Linked DNA regions of Homo sapiens: region 1 is linked to region 2. Evidence: chromatin loops called from intact Hi-C (ENCODE). Cell type or tissue: IMR-90. All regions are shown on one strand.

Region 1 (5,000 bases), 530 kb after region 2:
ATGAAATAAAAGAGGACACAAGCAAATGGAAAAATATTCCATGCTCATGGATAGGAAGAATCAATATCTGGATAATGGCCATACTGCCCAAAGTAATTTATAGATTCAGTGCTTTCCCCATCAATCTACCACTGACTTTCTTGACAGAATTGGAAAACCCTACTTTAAAGTTCATATGGAACCAAAAAAGAGCCCGCATTGCCAAGACAATCCTAAGCAAAAAAGAACAAAGCTGGAGGAATCATGCTAGCTGACTGAATTCAAACTATACTACAAGGCTACAGTAACCAAACAGCATGGTACCGGTACCAAAACAGATATATAGACTGATGGAACAGAACAGAGGCCTCAGAAATAACACCACAGATCTACAACCATCTGATCTTTGACAAACCTGACAAAATAAAAAATGGGGAAAGGATTCCCTATTTAATAAATGGTGCTGGCAAAACTGGCTAGCCATATGTAGAAAGCTGAAACTGGATCCCTTCTTTACACCTTATCCAAAAATTGACTTCAGATGGATTAAAGACTTAAATATAAGACTAAAACCATAAAAACCCTAGAAGAAAACCTAGGCAATACCATTCAGGACATAGGCATGGGCAAAGACTTCATGACGGAAACACCAAACAATGGCAACAAAAGCCAAAATAGACATGGGATCTAATTAAACTAAAGAGCTTCTGCACAGCAAAAGAAACTATCAGCAGAGTGAACAGGCAACCTACAGATTGGGAAAAAAGTTTTGCAATCTATCCATCTGACAAAGGGCTAATATCCGTAATCTACAAGGAACTTAAACAAAATTAGAAGGAAAAAACAACCCCATAAAAAAATGGGTGAAGGATATGAACAGACACTTCTCAAAAGAAGACATTTATGCAGCCAATGAACTTACGAAAAAATGCTCATCATCACTGTTCATTAGAGGAATGCAAATCAAAACCACAGTGAGATACTATCTCATGCCAGTTAGAATGGTGATCATTAAAAATCAGGAAACAACCGATGCTGGAGAGCATGTGGAGAAATAGGAATTCTTTTACACAGTTGGTGGGAGTGTAAAGTAGTTCAACTATTGTGGAAGACAGTGTGGCGATTCCTCAAGGATCTTGAACTAGAAATACCATTTGACCCAGCAATCCCATTACTGGGTATAAACCCAAAGGATTATAAATCATTCTACTATAAAGACACATGCACATGTATGTTTATTGCAGCACTGTGCACAATAGCAAAGACTTGGAATCAACCCAAATGCCCATCAGTGATAGATTGGATAAAGAAAACGTGGCATATATACACCATGGAATACTATGCAGCCATAAAAAGGATGAGTTCATGTCTTTTGCAGGGACGTGGATGAAGCTGGAAACCATCATTCTCAGCAGAGTAACACAAGAAGAGAAAACCAAACACTGCATGTTCTCACTCATAAGTGGGAGTTGAACAATGAGAACACATGGACACAGGGAGGGGAACATCACACACTGGGGCCTGTTGGCAGGTGGGGGCCTGGGGGAGGGATAACATTCGGAGAAATACCGAATGTAAATGACGAGTTTATGGGTGCAGCAAAGCAACATGACACATGTATACCTACATAACAAACCTGCACACTGGGGTATGCACATGTACCCCAAAACTTAAAGTATAATAAAAAGAAATAAAACATTTGTAACCTCTTTCCCCTCTCAAAGATAATATTTTTGTGTATTTCTTTCAGACTGTATGCGTGAGAATGTATGTGTGTTATGATATGAATATAAAGGGCATGCAATTTGTGGTAGATTATACGTTTCCCAATGTGTCAAACTTCCATGTATGCTAAGTCCTGGCAGAGTGTCCCTTCCCACACTAACTCTGGGGTGAGCCGTGTGACTTACTTAAATCAGTGGGACACCAGCAAACAGAAGACTTGGTCAGCTCCAGATCTAGCTTTCTTGAGAATAAAAGACCACATTTATAGAAAAGTCCAGTCATCCCACTTGTCCCAGATGAGCCAGGCCTTGAGTAACCCTGTTGCTGCATTGCATAGCACAGCTGTGTGAGTCATCCCATGAGAATCCCACAGAATGACTGCTTAGCCAACCAAAAAATTATGAGATATAATATATTGTTATTTTAAGTCACCAAATGTTAGTGTATAACTGATGCAGTGTTTTAAACCTGATTTTTCATTTAGTGTACTGTGAACATTTGTTTTTGCTCTTAAGTAGAATTCAGGAACCTAATTTTTAAAATGATTTTATCACATTCCATTACAACATGTACCATAACCTGTTTAACTAATGTCTCATTGTTTGACATGCTTACAATTAATTTTTAATACCCAATTGGTGACTCTCTAATGCCACTTCCACTATGTAAACTTATTTTAAAACAAGTTTATATGTAATTACCTTCTAAGCTCTTTGAGAATAGTAGCTGTGAATAAATAAGCCTTTCTCCGTCTTAAGCTCTTCTACTGTTCATGGCAAATAGTCAGTGCTCAAAATATTTATTGAATGAAAAAATGAATAAATAGCTTATAAATGTTAGAGAAATAGCATTTAATAATAGCCTACACATTTTAATACAATGTTATATTCAGGCAAAACATTATAGAGAAAGCTTGCTATTGGTAGACTCTTTTCCCTCACCTCATACTTTCATGCTGTCCAAAAACACTAAGAAATGAGCATTTTTATGAAATCAGCGTTGCTGCATTAAAACCTATTATTCCCCTGTCCCATTCTTTCAATGTCTTGTTTAGAGTGGAGGTGACAACCAGGTAAACTGATGAAAAAATTTGTACTAAATTGATACTCTACTCTGTTTACCATCCTGAAAAATGTGTATGTTCATGAAGAAATAGTTTGTGTTTCCTCAAATCATACTACATTTACCCATATTCTGACATTTATGACAAGAAAATACTTCGAGGCATCTACTGTTTTAGAGTTTTTGTTTCTTTAGTTCACTTTGTAAATAAGGATAATTCAGAGATGACCACATTGTGTTTTTCAATAAATTATCATCTATCATTAAAGTTAATCCAATATCCAATTTAGGTTTGAATTGAAATGTTTTAAATCGGTAAAAGAATCAAGATAACAATTTCTTTTCCTATTAACCTTTAGGGCAGTTTCTTTTATATTTTGTTTCCTTTGGATAAGGGGAAGTACACTGTAATCTTTATTTTAAATTAGGTTTTATAGCATATTTAATCCCCAGGTTAAAGCATATTATTCACATTTAAAAGAGAAAATGAACAAACTTAAAGATGTCAGCTTCAGACTGAAACCACAGTGGAAATAAGCTATTTGGATAACGTTGTCTAGGAGGTACCAAAACTTCAAAAGATATCCTTATAGTTTGAAACTCTGACCCAGAAAACCCTTTTTCTTCACTGCTTTTCATGGTGAACCATTTTGAATATCTACTCATTTTACTTTACTTTTCCCACACTGTCATTCTTTCCCTTTGAGAGGCAGGCCCAGGAGTGGGAAGAAAGGCTCAAATGGAAAGAGGACCAAAACTATTTGAGCACAGTTTGTTGCCACCTGAAATAGAATCTATTACCAAATTTTACGCTAACAAAACTGAGGCGTAGGTGATTACAGAAGCAATCAGTTACACAGTCGACACTCAGATCTCTCTAGATCCAAAGCACATTATTTCTTAAACTGAGCAGTCAGAAGGCCCAGATTGTAGTTATGGTTCTTGCAATCCTTGTGACATCTTGAGAAGATACATGGGCTTCAGCTTCCTTATCAGCAATATACAGATAAAGCACCTTTCTTTTCTGTTCATGAGGATAACATCACCTTTCCTACCTATTTCATGGGGCTAGTATAATATGGTTGAGAATATGTTTTAAAAACGGAAACATCAAATAGGAATACATTGCCTTAAGTTCCAGGTTCTGAATGAATTTAAGTAATAGATTGACTGGGCCCACATAGGGTATCTTGGTCATTCCCATGAGAGGGAAAGAGTAGGGCTCTTCACAGTGTCCCTTTGAACTGAGCCTCTTGTTCTTCCTTTCATGGTGACTCATTGATTTTCTTTTCTTCTTTCCTCACAGCAGTCTTTGGGATTGAAAACAAAAAATAAAAAACCAAAACCCCTCTAATAAGGCAGAGATCTACTCACTGAGAACGGTTTATGAAGAGAGAAGAAGGGGCAACCATATAGGGCTAGTGCTGTAGGAACACATGTTTTGAATCTGGTGAGAGAAGAACTAAGTTGAATTGGATGATTTCTAAACTTGGAGAGAAATTTCTTTTAGTCAGTAATAGCCATTATTGACTTCTGTTTGTAGGTCTGGTGAGTCAACACCCCTTCTACTCTTCTCTACACCCTTAGGTATCATTCATTTTCTTTCACAACTTTTATATCTCTGCAATGGTTTACCTCCTATGTTCTCATTCTCTAGGGGTGCATTCTAAAAAATCAACTTTGGTGCCAAGAATTGGACAGTAAATGATGGGGAACACTTTGGCCATTGCTTTGCATTATGGTGGGTCCATTTATTTTTTAGTGGCCCTTTAAACTTCCCCTGCAAAATGGGGATATGGCATTTGCTCAGGTCTCTTAATCTTGAATATTAAAAAGGTCTTTAAAAAACTCTAGGGTTTCTTTCATTGACACTGCTTGCTTATAGAACCTTTTTTGATGGCAAATACTAGTTCAGTGTTCCAGCACTTCGAACTTTTTTCTCCTCCAGAGGCAATATTCACTTAGACAAATAACATGTTTCTACCCGGTTGAACCGTATGCTATTGCTGTGCTTATAGGGCAAAAATGGTTAAACGCCAGAAATTTCATATAGTTCAGCCTAGCATCTCAAATTTTTATTTTTCTTCATACATGTCTTCCTCCCTCCTTTTATTCCCCTTTCCCCTTCCCCTTCCTCTTCCCCTCCCTCCCTCCCTTCTCTTTTCCCTTCTCTCTCTCTTTCTTTCTGTCTCTCTCTTTCCGCTCTTTCTCTCTCTCTCACCCAGGCTGCAATG
Region 2 (5,000 bases):
TGAAGGGAGTCATGGATATTTGTGATCTTTGAATAAAGCCTACTCTATTGAATAGATTATTTTATTACTTTTTCCAGAGTTACCTCCAAGCCTGTCTCCTTGTCCTGGCACTTAAGGGTCTCTGCAATTCAGTGTCCTCTCCATCTCAGCCAGTTATCTAAACTCACTTTCCATTCCTTAAACAGCATGTTTACTCCCAAGTAGTAGCCTCATCCTGTTCTCCTCCTGCCATGCTTTTGCTCCTGCCATCTCTTCACTTGGATTCCTTACTCTGCCTTTCTCTGTATGTTGTGGTACCGCATAACGGTTAAGAACATGACTCTGGAGCCATACTGTCTGGGACCAAATCTTGACCTGAGATAGAGATACTTAACCTCTTGATGCCTTGGTCTCCTCATCTAAAAGTAGGGTTGATAGTTCCTATCTCATAAGGTTGCTATGGGACTTAAAAAGTACTTAAAAACAGTGCAGGTATTTAATAAGGGCTACATACATATTAGCTGCTATTTTCACATTTACCCATATAAACGTTACTGATTCCATGAGGTCTAATTCAAATCTGTTAGCTCTACCATAAAGCCTCTCTGACTTCCCCAGCCCAAAAGGACTTCTCTAAGATCTTATTTCTAGGTACCACACACTCTCATAGTGAATATCTACTAGCTTGTATTATTATTTTATTATTTTATGTTTTCCCCCTCATTGAGACTATGAACTTCTCGAGGACATGAATCTAATCCTGTGTCTTTTGTGTTCTTGATATAGACATGTGGGGAGACCCCAAATCCTAAGGCATGTGATATCACCTCATTCGGAATTTGTTTGTTGAATACCTTGTTTTTGGTGGGGGACATGATGAATGAGTAGTTCCAGATCCATTATGCAATGGTGAGTTGAAAACACTTTATAAGCAGCCGGTAGAGCTGTGGTGTGTGAGGGAAGTGGCAGGAGTGGAGAGACTGTTGAGAAATATTTCTAGGATCAACAGAATCTCTTTCCTGGTGTTTGAGAGTTGCAAGTAAAGAGTATGGGTTATTTTTGAAATTATTTTTGGTTGCTGCTCTGTATTCTTTTGATTGCATTAATCTGAGATGAAGCTACATGGTCACAGCTTTGTAACATGACAATTATACATGTAAAATTACATCTACACAAAGTAAAAGTACTATACAAAGGCAGTGCACCAAGGATACCAATTTTTAGAATCCAGTGATATAAAAGAGAGTCCTCTGAGATGATCTCTTCTTTTGCTTCACATCTATCTCTTCATTTCAGAGTCATTCCAATCCATGTTTTCTCTTTTTTCTTTAAGGGTGAGCTCCTTTATTGCCTCATCACAATTTTGCCATGGGCTGTAACCAAAGCAGAAAGAGTGAGAGGGATATGGATTTTAGGAGCAGAATTAAATCAGGGTCACTGGGCTTTAGGTATAAAGAAATGAGGCCGGGGGGTGGTGACTCATGCCTGTTTTCCCAGCACTTTGGGAGGCCGAGGAGGGCAGGTCATGAGGTCAAGAGATGGAGACAATCCTGTCCAACATGGTGAAATCCTGTCTCTACTAAAAATACAAAAATTAGCTGGGTGTGGTGGCACACGCCTGTAGTCCCAGCTACTCAGGAGGCTGAGGCAGGAGAATCACTTGAACCCAGGAGGCAGAGGTTGCAGTGAGCCAAGATTGCGCCACTGCACTCCAGCCTGGTGACAGAGCGAGACTCAGTTGCAATAAAATAAAATATGCTGCCCAGGATGCTGCTTCTGAATGGTACGGCAGTGGAGGGCTCCCATGTGAAGATGTATGGCAGGGATTCCAGAGGGAAGGAAGTCTGGCAAGTGTCCTGTGAAGAACATGGGTTGAGTTATCTTAGTGGAGTGCTCCTCAAACTTTAATGTACATGTGAATCACTTGGGATCTTGTAAAAAGCATATTCTGAGTTAGTAGGTCTGCGGTGAGCTATTTCTAACTAGAGGATATGGTTTAGATCTGTGTTTCCACAAAATTGCATTACAAATTATAATCCCCAGTGTTGGAGGTGGGGCCTGGTGGGAGGTGACTGGATCATGGGGGTGGTTTCTCATGGATGGTTTAGCACCATCCCCCTAGTGCTGTTCTTGTGATAGAGTTCTCATGAGATCTGATTGTTTAAAAGTGCGTGACATCTCCCTGCTCTCTCTCTTCCTACTGCTCCTGGCCATGTGAGGTGCTGGCTCACCCTTCACCTTCCATCAGTATTGTAAGTTTCCTGAGACCTCCCCAGAAGCTGAGCAGATGCCAGAATCATGCTTCCTGCAAAGCCTGCAGAATTGTGAGCCAATTAAAACCTCTTTTCTTTATAAATTACCCAGTCTCAGGTAGTTCTTTATAGCAATGTGAGAATGGACTTATACACCAGCTCTCAGAAGATGCTGAAGATCATGGCTCATAGTTTGAATAGTGAGGCCTTAGGAAACACCATGAAAGGGATAGCCTGGTAACCTGACGAGTAACTGTCAAATAAAAACACATTATTTTTAAGCATTAAGGAATAGAGAGAATGAGTATAGATAGTGTTGCTTCAGAAGCAAAGTGAGAGGGACCCAAGAGGAAGGCGAAAATGAGAGAGACAGAGCAAGGTCCATTGATCAACTACTTTTCCTACTTGGAGAATATCCTTCCAAACTCTTCTCTGTTGAAATCTTGAAATTTCTATGCTCTTTTTAAGCCAGGAAAGCCACTCCTCTCTAGACTGTGTCTTCCCAGCCTTAGAGCATTCTCCATTAATGCAGTGAACAATTTCATAAGTTTGAGACTCAGTCACTAAAAATCCTCAGGGCCTGTTTGGTTAAACTGAATTGGTTGGTTGGTTGTCATGTGAACATATGACCCAGCTGTGATCTTACACAACTCCCTTCACCCTTAGCATTTTAGGTTAAGAAGAATGTCACCAGTGAGTGAGGAATGTGGTAAAACATGAGAAAAAGCTCACCCCAACCTAGTAGTGAGACTAGCAGGAGGCTGTATGGCAGAACACAAATCTGGGAGTTTACTCACAGTGTTACAGATTCATTATTCATCCCTTGAAAAGCATTTCCTGGTATGGTGGTTATGTGTAAGTTATCACAAATTTCCCTTGAGGAAAGAAATGAGAAATATTTACTTTCTAAATTTTAGCTGCAAATAGGAAACTGTTATGCATAGCAATCAGCCTGGTACTTACAGAATGAAATTTGATTCAGAGGAGAAGACCTTCGTAACATCTGGAAACTTTCTGATGCCTGTGTTACAGATGCTCCTGTGATTAGGGACAGGATAGTGGTGTGGGCAGAGAGTGGGTAAAAGTGATTGTCATTAAGACATAAAGATAAAAAGAGAGTACAAAGGCATTTTGCAAATACAACTTTCACATTAAATTTAAAAATATTGAGTTTGGTGTTATCAGGACTACTTTTAGCTGAGAAAGATTGTTGCAATTTAGAAGTCCCTCATGCTGTGGGAGAAGATGCTTTAATGACTGCTATTTAGAGACCTGGGGACTGGGGCCAAATTTAAAGGTCTTTTTCATTTATATTTGTAGCCTGTCTTTTCTTATTAAATCAATCACATTTTCCCGTATTGCATTCCACTTTCTTTTGGTAATTAGTTTATTACAAGCTCTTGATAGTTCGAGAAAGCATCCTTAAATTTTGGAGCAGGTTTTGATTCAAATACTTCAAGAAAATTAATCTTTTATGATAAATCCATATTGCTCATTATTAAAAATCTTCCCTTATTTAGCTATCTTGCAATTCAGGAAGTTCTTCTTTGCATCTCATTGAAATCACTAAACATTGTTTTGGTGTTTGGGACTATTCAAGGCTCTTCTTTTCTTCCCACCTTTTATTTAGCCTCTGAAGAGGAGAGAGGCTTAAGTGATAGGTGAAATTGAAGAGTATTTTATTACAAGAATGGGGCTCCCTCAGAGTCTAGGCATCTGGATTTCCCCACTGGAGTTTTAGATTCACCAGTCATGGGATCTGGACAACTAATATGAACTGTCTGTCACCCTCGTGACAATGAAACAAAGCCAGGTTTCTCTTCTGGCTCTCTCTGGTTCTCCTTCTTATCCAAAAGCCCAGGTCACACTGGATCTCTGCTCTGTCTACAGCTGGGGATAGCAGTGTGGGATTAGACTGCAACGTGTACTTGGGTTGGGTGAATATCACAGTTTTGGATGAAAATACTATTTAATAAAGACAATGATTCTTAGATAATAAGAGGCTGCAGTGGTCAAATTTGGTTCTGGGAGTTTCTTATGTTTTTTCAAAGTAGTTGATGCTACCGTATGCTTATGTGCCCTATAGACACCCTGGAGGTTTGGAAAAACAGAACACCTGAGTTTGGAATTGTTCAGTGTTAGAGTTAACAAAGGAGCTATGCCAGTTCCAGTAGCAGCTCTTATAGAAGGCCCCAGAGCAAGACTGATGACGTGAAGTACCAGAGAGATGTCCCTTCTCTCTGTTTTCCTTTTTTTGGGCAGTGATGGGAGGTGGGCTTTACATTCTCTGAGGAGTTTATGAAATTTAAAGAAAAAAGAGGGATGTCTGTTTTAGGGAGACGCAAATTTTTCTTTGTGAATAGGGATGACTTGATATGTGAAAAGATCCATAGTGATAAATTCATAGTTTTCAGGAATTTTGGTATTGCTGACAAGGCAATGATTGTGGCAGGCTACAGTGGTACTCAATTTCTAATGCTAACTGACAGACTTAGTTAGAATTAATGGGAAGTGGAAAATAATGATTTAGTTTATATGGCACAGTGTCTACCTTAAGGCAATACTTAAAAAGTTTTCATTTAATGAACAAATGAAAAAAATGAGATAAAGGAGATCAGAAACTCTTAACCCGTGATGAGAGTCAGACCAGAATTGCCACTCTCACTTTCACCTACTCTCTATTCACTTCAGAGATTCTGATTTACCCTTTTTAAAGTGTTATGACCTCCATCTCCCATACCCATTGTCAACCTTGAAAATCACTACAGA

The links. Peaks named below come from ENCODE experiments on the same cell type or tissue, not always from the same donor. Only the 100,000 strongest peaks of a DNase experiment are listed, where the experiment ranks them.
Region 1: it touches region 2 in a loop (4-fold over the local background); 1 of 110 quality-filtered maps calls a loop at or near these places.

Annotation. Positions count from the first base shown.
Region 1 is chr2:49,246,653-49,251,652 of GRCh38, forward strand. No RefSeq gene overlaps it. Among named protein-coding and RNA genes, the nearest start is that of FSHR, 95 kb to the left of the region's middle. In IMR-90, no CTCF peak of the experiment used is centred here; a DNase peak (open chromatin) is centred at 2,039; H3K27ac peaks cover 508 bases.
Region 2 is chr2:48,720,428-48,725,427 of GRCh38, forward strand. The region is part of intron 10 of STON1-GTF2A1L (STON1-GTF2A1L readthrough); the gene reads left to right. It overlaps LHCGR (luteinizing hormone/choriogonadotropin receptor), which reads right to left. Exons shown (of 11, transcript NM_000233.4): 5 at 3,195-3,269; 6 at 3,029-3,106. Among named protein-coding and RNA genes, the nearest start is that of LHCGR, 33 kb to the right of the region's middle. In IMR-90, no CTCF peak of the experiment used is centred here; a DNase peak (open chromatin) is centred at 2,914; H3K27ac peaks cover 2,088 bases.